2 separate regions of the Homo sapiens genome follow, and region 1 is linked to region 2. Evidence: chromatin contacts called from ENCODE Hi-C or POLR2A ChIA-PET data. All regions are on one chromosome and are shown on one strand. Each heading gives the region's core, a stretch centred on a gene start or an enhancer-like site at or near the end of the contact. The rest is flanking DNA. Distances are from core to core; before and after follow the strand shown.

What was found. Hi-C counts contacts between places; a loop is a spot of excess contacts on that map. ChIA-PET counts read pairs that join two places held with the same protein, here RNA polymerase II (POLR2A). Pooled maps may share reads with other maps.
Region 1: a pooled map shows a loop between it and region 2 (4-fold over the local background). The contact joins two enhancer-like sites. A Hi-C loop is called at or near these places in 1 of 168 maps with a recorded cell type or tissue (GM12878), 3 of 37 single-sample maps with no recorded cell type and 8 of 50 pooled maps. POLR2A ChIA-PET finds 5 or more read pairs at or near these places in 7 of 52 experiments (AG04449, B cell, GM10248 and 4 more).

The regions. Positions count from the first base shown.
Region 1 is chr14:65,318,822-65,323,917 of GRCh38, forward strand. No RefSeq gene overlaps it. Among named protein-coding and RNA genes, the nearest start is that of MIR4708, 14 kb to the right of the region's middle. RefSeq lists enhancers at 156-375, 2,446-2,555, 2,776-2,865. Within about 2 kb of position 2,315, at least 6 of the 41 ENCODE cell types and tissues checked have a DNase peak (open chromatin) inside an H3K27ac peak, as active enhancers do; they include GM12878, where a contact is called at or near this core.
Region 2 is chr14:65,167,559-65,173,107 of GRCh38, forward strand. No RefSeq gene overlaps it. Among named protein-coding and RNA genes, the nearest start is that of LINC02324, 52 kb to the right of the region's middle. RefSeq lists enhancers at 1,689-1,788, 3,352-3,411, 3,432-3,601. Within about 2 kb of position 2,116, at least 4 of the 41 ENCODE cell types and tissues checked have a DNase peak (open chromatin) inside an H3K27ac peak, as active enhancers do; they include GM12878, where a contact is called at or near this core.

The sequences.
Region 1 (5,096 bases), core at 1,065-3,564, 150 kb after region 2:
GAGGGGTACCTAGCTCAGCCTGAAGGTGTGGTCAGGAAGTCTCCTAACCTCTCTGAGTTTCAGTTCCTCAGCTGTAAAATAGGGAGCTTTTATATATTTGTGAAGGGAACTGATAGAATGAAATGTACTTCATCTCCCAAATGAAGCCCCTTCAGTGACTCACACCTGTTTCTGTTTGTGAAAAGAAAGCTCATCACTGATCCCTACTATCCCTCCACTCAGGACTCTTTTTTTTTTTTTTTCTTGAGACAGGGTCTCACTCTGTCACCCAGGCTGGAGTGCAGCGGCATGATCTTGACTCACCACAACCTCCGCCTCCCAAGCTCAAGCAATTCTCGAGCCTCAGCCTCCCAAGTAGCTGGGATTACAGGCATGCGCCACCACTGCCTGGCTAATTTTTGTATTTTTAGTAGAGACCGGGTTTCACCATATTGGCCAGGTTTGTCTTGAACTCTTGACCTCAAATGATTCACCTCCTTTGGCCTTCCAAAGTGCTGGGATTACAGGTGTGAGCCACCGTGCCTGGCCACACTCAGGACTCTTTTGAGAAAAGGTTCTTGCCTCTCCCTGCTCCTACTTCAGTTTCCCCCCCACAGACCATGTACTTTCTTGGCTACCCATATGATCCATATGTATTAAATACTTTCCACGTAAATGTGCTAATGTGCTACACTGAGAGAGATGAGATTTACTGTACTGGGAGAGGAGGGAGCTGCTGGGCAAAAGGGATTAAAACTCAACTGGGGCAAAACAAAGAACAAGGAGGAGAGGTGAGATTCGACAGGAGGACCAGGAAAGCTGAAGGCAAATGAGACCAGCTCCTGGGAGAATCCTGACCTGTGCCCAGACAGGAACATAGGAAATACCTTGACAGATCCAGAAGTTCAGGACTGTTTGCCACTACATGAGGAAGAAGAAAAGCCAGCAGAACTGTTTCTTTTTAGTAGCCAGATTCGTTTAGCAAAAGCTCTGTCTTCTTAAGGGAACAAAATCAAAATGAAATTAAGAAGAGAACACAGACTTCTTGGATAATTAGGAAGATGATACCACTGCTTGCAAAGGCATATGCTTTCCTTCAAAGGCAAATCAAAAAGTGCATTTTTCATTCATTAATGCCTGCAGGCACTCATTCACTTAGTGCTGGGCACTGAATGGAATACAAAATTGTGCAAGACTCAGCTCTTGCCTTCAATTTTATCCTAGTAAGCTTTTCAATATAATTGTTTTAAATTTTTTTTTGTAGAGATGGGGATCTTGCTATATTGCCCAGGCTGGTCTCGGACTCTTGGGCTCAAATGATTCTCCTGCCTTGGCCTTCTGAAGTGCTGGTATTACAGGCATGAGCCACCATGCCTGGCCCTAGCAAACATTTATTGAGCATCTCTCTGTGTCAGACACTGGGCTCCATCCCAGGATTTAAAACTAAATAGCTGGGCGTGGTGGCTCATGCCTGTAATCCCAGCACTTTGGGAGGCCAAAGTGGGTGGATCACCTGAGGTCAGAAGTTTGAGACCAGCCTGGTCAACATGATGAAACCTTCTCTGTACTAAAAATACAAAAATTAGCTGGGCATGGAGGTGCATGCCTGTAATCCCAGCTACTCAGGAGGCTGAGGCAGGAGAATCACTTGAACCTAGGAGGTGGAGGTTGCAGTGAACTGAGATTGCCTGGGCAATAGAGTGAGACTCTGAAAGAAAGAGAGAGAGAGAAAGAGAAAGAAAGAGAGAAAGAAAGAAAGAAAAAGGAAGGAGAAAAAAATAGAGCACAATTTCTTACCTTAAGGAGAAAATCTGGTGGATTTGCTAATAAAATGTCTTCACACTTCTAATATTCTAAACATTGACTTGAACAGATATTATTCTTGCCTGTGATTCTGTCAGTTTTCTGGCCCTTGTTGGAAGAATAAATCCTCTGAATTTATTCTAGAGGCCTGGCAGTTCAGCTCTGAGCTCACAGTAGTTGTGACTGAGAGAAAAAATGGTCTGTTTCCCTATCTCTCCCCTACAGGTCTAAAAATGTACCTGGCTGGATCAGGAACATCCACTTTTTTCTCCAAATGAGAGGTTACACAAAGTGAGTCATTTTTCTAGCTTTTTAAAAAGCTTGATTCAACCTTCCAATTTCCCACCTTTCTCTTCCACCTGCCTTGTTTAATAATTAGGCTGTTTAATAAATGCATTTGATGAGGAGGAGCGGGAGGAGGATGGTGATTGTTAGGCCTTACAAGTCCCTGGGGAATGTAACAGCGTCCTCAGCCAGAGTCACTATGTTCTGGGTTGTCCCCTGAGCATCTTGCTGAGTGAAAAGGCCAGAGGCCCTTCCTGCTTTAGGGTGCAGGTTTGACTGACCTTGGGTCATTCTTTCCCTAAGTGCCCTGCCAAGAAACCAGGTTTGGTTCTTATCTCTTAACTTCCTTTTTGTTCTGCTCCTAGTTTAGCTTACATTTTTCTTACTTGGAGCTTTTACTAACAGCAGATGACCACTACTTTTCAAGTACCTGCTGGGCTTGGAAGGTAGAGAGCAAACTAGACTGGGTGAGGTGAGAAAAATCATCCAGGCCAGCTTGTGACAATGCAGAAGGGTCAGGAGGCCTCACTGGTGAAGCACATTTCAGTAGGCAGGCACGCAAGGCATGGACTTCAGGAAAGGAAGTGGTGGGAACCTACCCACAGATGAGAGAGAAACAGAGACAGCAGGACAGGGAGAGGTCGAGCTGGAGACAGACAGACACACATGTACGGGGGCCAGTGGGGAGGAGAGGAGAGAGACTATGTTCACAGTGACAGGCTACATAGCCTGGGGGTAAAAGGAGTCACAGAGATATGGGTTCATATTTCAGCTCCACCATTTACTAGCTCTATGTGACTTGCATATTACTAAGCAAGTCACTTAGCCTTCTCTAGCTTCTGTTTCCTCATCTATAAAATAGAGCTAATAATACCTATCTTGCACAGTCATTGTGAGAACTAGTGATAAAATATGCCAAGTCACTTGCACACAATAGGCCCTCAATTAATGGCAGCTGTAGTTATTTTTGGAGTACTTTTTATGTTCTAAGTACTAGCTAAGTTTGGGGGATATGGGTAGAAAGTGTGGTGTGACAAATAGGAATATCCAATGAATGGTCCTAAGAGCTCCTTTTGGGTTTGCCTGGCAATGGGCTACCTTACTGTTTCCCCAAGAGGAGAGGCTGGCTGTGCCCAACTTCAACTTCCTATGGTACCAGGAGATCTGAAGACACTAGCTGGGCATTTCATAGCACTTCCTTAAGCCTTGGGCCCCTATGCTCATGCTGATCAGTGTCTGAACCCTGAAATACTTTCCCACCACAGCAAAGTCCCTCTCAAGTTGACCTATGAAAAGGAAGAGGTACCAGGGGTCCCTCCTCAGATGATTGATGGTGCATCCAGCTGCACCCCAAAAAGCCCAACTGTCTACAGGATCCAGGGAGAGAAGAGGACCTGGATACCTGCACCTTTCTTGAGTTTTACCTGCCAACACCAATTAGCTTTTGTCTTAAATATATCTTATGGCTAGGTGCAGTGGCTCACACTTGTAATCCCAGTGCTTTGAGAGGCCAAGGCAGGAGGATTACTTGAGGCCAGGAGTTCAAGACCAACCTGGGAAATATAGCAAGACCCCACCTCTACAAAAAAAAAAAATTAAAAACTAGCTGGGTGTGGTGGTGTGTGCCTCTAGTCCCAGCTACCCAGAAAGCTGAGGTGGAAGGATCACTTGAGCCCAGGAGCTCAAGGCTGCAGTGAGCCATGATCAAGCCACTGCACTCCAGCCTGGGTGACAGAGCAAGACCCTCTGTCTTTTCAGTTATCAAATAAACTAATATTTCTTTGTAAGACCATATTGAAGGGTTTCCCTGACTGAGACATGTTCTGGAGAACTTCAGTACCACCACTATTTACTGATGGCTCACAATCAGAACATCATGATAAGGTTTGTGTGCAACTGGATCAATTAAGACCATCGATCTGAGTGCACTTTACAAACTCTAGGGTGCTGTACTAATGTTAGCCAACAAAACGTCTTATGTCGGCCGGGTGTAGTGGCTCACACCTGTAATCCCAGCACTTTGGGGACCGAGGCGGGATGATCACGAGGTCAGGAGTTCGAGACCAGCCTGACCAACATGGCGAAACCCCGTCTCTACTAAAAATACAAAATTAGCCGGGCGCGGTGGTGCATGCCTGTAATCCCAGCTACTCCGGAGGCTGAGGCAGGAGACTCGCTTGATCCCGGAAGGCGGAGGTTGCAGTGAGCCGAGATCACGCCACTGTACTCCAGCCTGGGCAATAGAGCCAGACTGCGTCTCAAAAAAAAAAAAAAAATGTCTAATGTAGTATGAAGACTACATTTATATAGAAGTAGGTTGAATGGTTCTCGCAGTGTTTTTGCTCAATACCTAGGGAGATATTTTGTACTCTGGAGTAGGGGAACAGTAAACGCTGAGGCTGATATCGTAGGTTGCTGTGTCTGCTGTCAAGTGTCCACCATGGAAGGAGCCTTTATAAAGCCTCAGTGTCCTTTTGCCTCTGAGTGCCTCTGGCCTCTAGCAACCTGTCTCCCAAACCACTCAGGTGATTAATCTGAGGTTTCCTAACCACGTGGATTTCAACAAACCACCAGATCCTACCTGCGATGGGAGCAAAAATTCCTCCCAGTTTCTCCCTAGGCATCCGGGGTCTGAGTGCAGCTCTCCCTGCCACATAAGGAGGGTTGACTTGGTGGAGAATATGGGAACAAGTATAGCATCTTCTTTGTTCCTTAAAACACCCTCAACTTAACATTTTACTTCTGTCTGCTTCAGCTGACAGCTTGAGAAAAACCAAATTGGTGGTTGGCTGGTTGGGTTTTTTTTCAACCTAACAACAAGCCTGGCTTAGAGCTATTCATTCTTCAGCTCCTGATACTGTGTGTCTATAGATAAACCGGCATATATATTATCAACTTTTGTTTACTTCTCCCCTAATGGAAGTCCATTAATTTCCCAATATATATTACAGAATGACTTGCCTGTTGCCAGCATTGGGAGGATAAATTAATCTTTAGTCCCTAGATGTTTAAGTTGGAAAATAATGGGA
Region 2 (5,549 bases), core at 866-3,365:
AGCCAAGAACCTTCCTGGGCTAAGCCCCAATTTGGAGGTTCATCTGTCCTGCATCAAAAGGTGCTTTCTTGTGACCACCACAATCAGCAGGAAGGTTTTCGTGATTTCATAAATATGTGGTTATTTTTACTTATTTTTATACAATAAGAGGGAGGAGATTGTGGGGGTTCAAAGTTAGTCCTGGCTTTGTGGCTCCATCACTGTGCTGGCTGTGACCTTAGGCAAGGAGCTAAATTTCCTTATCCCTTTTGTTTATTTACTCGTTTATTTTTGTTTGTTTATTCGTTTGTTTTTTTAAGAGTCTTGCTTTGTCACCCAGGCTGGAGTGCGGTGGTGTGATCTCGACTCACTGGAACTTCTGCCTCCCAGGTTCAAGTGATTCTTGTGCCTCAGCCTCCCGAGTAGCTGGGATTACAGGCACCCATCACCACTCTTGTCTGTTAATTGAAAACAGTGAAAGTATCTCTCCCATGGAATTACTTTGAGAGTTTTGATAGAAGGTATGCAAAGTGCTTAGCACAGTGCCAGGTACCTAGCAAGTATTTTTACTTTGGAATATATTATAAGATGAGATCTAGGCTAACTATCCACTGATGATTACTTTGATTTTAGAGGGTCTTGTTTTTTGAAATGATATTGTTAAGGTGAGTCTGGTCAGTAGGCAAACTGAAATGCATGTATGGACAATGACCCCCAGCTCAGCCTGAGTCCCCCAGCAGCACTCTCCCACCAACCCTGTGAGGTAGGTTTTATTATGTTTAGTTTACAGATGAGCAAACTGAGGCCCAGAAAGATCTTGGTGATTTTGTGGAGCAAGTCATTCAGGAATGACCAGAGTATTGCATTGCATCCCCTTAGTTAATGATGGGCAGGTGACCCAGTAAGAACCAAGGAGATGTGGTGAGACTGCCCAGGGTAGCTGCGAAGATGTTGAGCTCTTTTACTAATGGTCTTGGACCAGGGAGAATGTGAGGCTGGTGATGCTGAAGCTGTCTTACCTGCACAAAGGTAAGCCTCTCTGAGAATGTGGCAGAGGCAGAAATATTTGGCCTTGAATGAGTGAATCTAATAGCCATCCAAACCCTTTCTCCTATAACTGCTCTTTTTTATTTTTTAATTTATTTTTGTTTTATTTTATTTTTAAAAAATGTTTGTGGGTATATAGTAGGTGTATATATTTATGGGGTAGATAAGATGTTTTGATACAGGCATGCAATGTGAAGTGAGCACATCATGGAGCTCTAACTACACCTGAGGAGATTGCTAGTTGTTTCAAAATACCCCTCTTCTTCATCATGTGACTAACAGAACTCCTCAAGTTTTAGCTGGGCACATGGCTACCCAAGTACTACATTTCCCAGCCACCCTTACAGCTGGTTGTGATCATGTGGTTATGTTCTGACCAATAGCATATGGGCAGAAGAGAAGTGATGAATGCAACTTATGCATTGCATCCTTAAAAGAAAGCTTCTTGCCCTTCTCTTATACCTTCTCCCTTCTTGGCTAGGATATGACAACGGAGTGACTGGTCAGACTGCAAGGAAGAGGCAGAACCCTTTCACAATCTTGGGTACGGTTTGTTCTTTGACTGTTATATGAGGCAAAACCAAACCAAACAAAAAACACTGCTTCTACTGCAGGGACCAAAAAAGCTTAAAAACGTACTTTCCCAGCCTCCTCTGTGGCTAAAGTGGCCTCATGGCACTGATGTATTCAATCAACTGGAAGCAGAGGTCAGCTGGGAACTTTGGGGATTGATTTACTTTTCTGGATAAAAAAAAAAAAAATCGGAAGTTAGCTAGCCTCTTCTTTCTGCCTTGAATGTCTAGAGCTGGACCTGTCCTCCTGTGACCCTGAAGACAGTAGAGCTGAAATGAAGAAGGAGGCTGGGTTCTTGATGACATTACTGAGCTGCTGCATAGTAACGTCATCTATGCCTATTCTGGGCTGCTTGTTGAATGAGAAAAATAAACCTCTCTCTGGACTTCTTATGTGAGAAAAACAAACCACACTTTGTTGAAGCCTCTGTTAGCTGAGTTTCATGTTATTGCAGCCCAAATGCCCAAATATCAGTGAAACTTAGTGGTGTGTCAGACAGCCCAGATGTTGATGATGTCATCTGGCCTTCTGAATACAACTGTGCCTGAGACTAAACCCAAGCCCCTGGACTTTTCAGCTATTAGAGAAAGAGTAAGTTCTCTTTCTGCTTAAGCAGTTTAGGCTGGATTTTCTGTGGCCTGGATGGAAAGACCCCTGATACAACTATGAACCAATAGCAACTAGATACATTCTGTTTTCACCTCCTCTTAGTCTCTCCCCTGATTTTACGGTTAAAAAAAAAAAAAAAAAAAGTAAAATTAGAGCAAGGAAAGAAAGAAGAAAGGAATAAAGAAGGAAGGATAAGATAAGAAACAATAGAAGACTTGAACTAAATTAAAAGAGGTTAGAGGCCAGGCACGGTGGCTCATGTCTGTAATCCCAGCACTTTGGGAGGTCGAGGCAGGTGAATCACGAGGTCGGGAGATCGAGACCATCCTGGCTAACACGGTGAAACCCCGTCTCTACTAAAAAAAAAAAAACAACACACAAAGAAATTAGCCGGGCATGGTGGTGGGCGCCTGTAGTCCCAGCTGCTCGGGAGGCTGAGGCAGGAGAATGGCATGAACCTGGGAGGTGGAGCTTGCAATGGGCCGAGATCACACCACTGCACTCCAGCCTGGGCAACAGAGCGAGACTCTGTCTCAAAAAAAAAACAACAACAACAACAACAAAAAAAAAAACAAAAGGTTAGAAGCTTTTACAGTTCCTTTGTTTGGAAACCTGGGTCCTAGTGTCCCTTGCGCAGGATGCTCGTTTCTGACTTTTGTGGCCTGCCCTTGACACCATTCGAGCATATGGATTTCAGTGGGTAGTGTGACTCAGCTTCCCATTCCCAAAACTCCAGAGCCACATTGCTGGGTCCCTTCACTCTGCTTTACTCTCCTCCCAAGACAGACGTAGCATGGGCCACGTGAATTCATCCATGTCCTGAACTAATCTGGTTGTTCTACCAGGTTACTCTTAAGTTCATGGGCCATCACCCCCTTGTACTTACTGAGCTCCAGGGTTTTCATCTCTTCTGAGAATCGACCGTTTAGTCCAATCTTAGTACAGACCAGCATTAATAGGCAATTACCACAGGGAGATAATACAGAGGGAAAAATGGCTAAAAATATACAGTGAATCACAGAAAATTACATCTCTTAAAACCTACAGTGTATTCCTATTGCCATAGCAACCCTTGGCTAGTAAAGACAGAGATGATTTATCACAGGCTTTCCCCGGAGCTCGGTTCTGCCGGAAGCACCTCCAGCCTGTGGTGAGTTCCAGCGAGGAGGGCAATGCAGACATCATACAACCGGGTTTTCTCTCCTCCATCCCTTCCAGTGGCATTTCTGCGGCAAGAAGACTTGAGTTCCTTCTATATAACCCAGGTCATCTCCCGGCCCCTTTTCTGAGATGAAAGTGGCTGTCTCTAACCTCTGACAACGCGGCGTCCTGCCGACACGATGTGAATGCCAGCGGCAGCAGTGCGCTGACTTCCAGGAGGGGGCAGTGGGGCTGGGGGACATGAGGAGGCTGTAGGTGCCAGACCGTCTGAACAAATGAGGAGAGGAGAGGAGTTCTTTCTCCTCCTGTTCCTTTTCCTCCCTACTTCTCTCTCACCTTCCCACTTCCCTGACTCTCCTCTCTACCCTGCTACTTCCTCAGTAGGTCTACTGTGAAATGGACTGGACATACATCAGGACCGGGAGAAGAGAGAGGAAGTCATGTCCTCACTTAGGAAATGAGTCTGGTCTTTAGGAAGATTATAAAATGTATGTAAATAAACATCTTGTTATTTCGTTGGAACTCTAAAATTCACTGGCATAGATGCTGTGCTTTCTCATAATGTTAAAAATTAGATTCTTGAATGCTGTTTAAACATTCATAATTTGGAGAAATAGCCTGGACCAGAGTTTTGGAGAATCCACCTTCAAAAATAACCCTAGCTGGGGGGCAGTAACATGCACCTGTAGTCCCAGCTAGTCAGGAGGCTGAGGTGGGAGGATTGCTTGAACCCAAGAGTTTGAGGCTGCAGTGAGCCATGATCACCTCTGTAAATAGCCACTCTGCACTCCAGCCTGTGCTATGTAGTAAAAGATACCCTGTTTCAATAAAAAAAAAAAAAAAAAGAAGAAGAAGAAGAAGAAGCTGGAAGGAGCTCCCATTCAAATCTTGGACAATCTGAACTTTTAAAAAATAATAATAATAATCAACTGGGCACGGTGGCTCATGCCTGTAATCCCAGCATTTTGGGAGGCCAAGGCGGGTGGATCACCTGAGGTCAGGAGTTCGAGACCAGCCTGGCCAACACGGTGAAACTCCATCTCTACTAAAAATACAAAAATTAGCTGGGCATGGTGGTGAGCACCTGTTTTCCCAGCTACTCGGGAGGCTGAGGCGGGAGAATTGCTTGAACCCAGGAAGCGGAGGCTGCAGTGAGCCGAGATCACACCACTGCACTCCAGTCTGGATGACAAAAGGGAGACTTCATCTAAAATAATAATAATAATAAATTGGATAAAATGTGAAAATCTAAGTCCATATTAATATAAGCAAATAAATAAATGGAGAAAAAGAAAAAGGCTTTCCTTAGAGTAAAATTACAACTAATATAGGTATAAGAAATGATAAAATTAGAAAATGACCATTTGGTAAACCTTAGAGTCATTAATGATTCAGGCAAGAATTATCAAGGGATGTTAAAACTAGTGGGTAAAAATTTGATGAGAAACAGTGTATTTACACAATCTCAAAGTAGATCCTCATAAAACACCTATTGATTTCAAAGAGAAAAATAATAACTTTACAGTAGAGAGGACTGATAATCCCCACCTGAATCAAATGATCAAAGTTAACATCGCAAGGGACAAATGGGACAGATTGATAGCATATATCTCCTGATGTATGTGTGCTGAAGGACATGATATCACCTCTGTGGTTTTCCTGCCAAAAAGGTACAACCGGAATCTAATTGTGAGGAAACATCAGACTAATTCAAAAGGAGGGACAGTCGATTAAATAAATGGCTTACATTCTTCAAAAATGTCAGTGTCATGAAAGACAAAGCTGAAGAACTATTCTAATTGAAGAAACCTAAAAAGACATGATATTGCTGGCCGGGCGCGGTGGCTCACGCCTGTAATCCCAGCACTTTGGGAGGCCGAGGTGGGCAGATTAAGAGGTCAGGAGATCGAGACATCCTGGCTAACACAGTGAAACCCCGTCTCTACTAAAAATACAAAAAAAAAAAAAAAAATTAGCGGGGCGTGGTGGCGGGCGCCTGTAGTCCCAGATACTCGGGAGACTGAGGCAGGAGAATGGCATGAACCCGGGAGGCAGAGCTTGAAGTGAGCCGAGATCGCGCCACTGCACTCCAGCCTGGGCGACAGAGTGAGACTCCGTCTCAAAAAAATAAAAAAAGGCCGGGCGCGGTGGCTCACACCTGTAATCCCAGCACTTTGGGA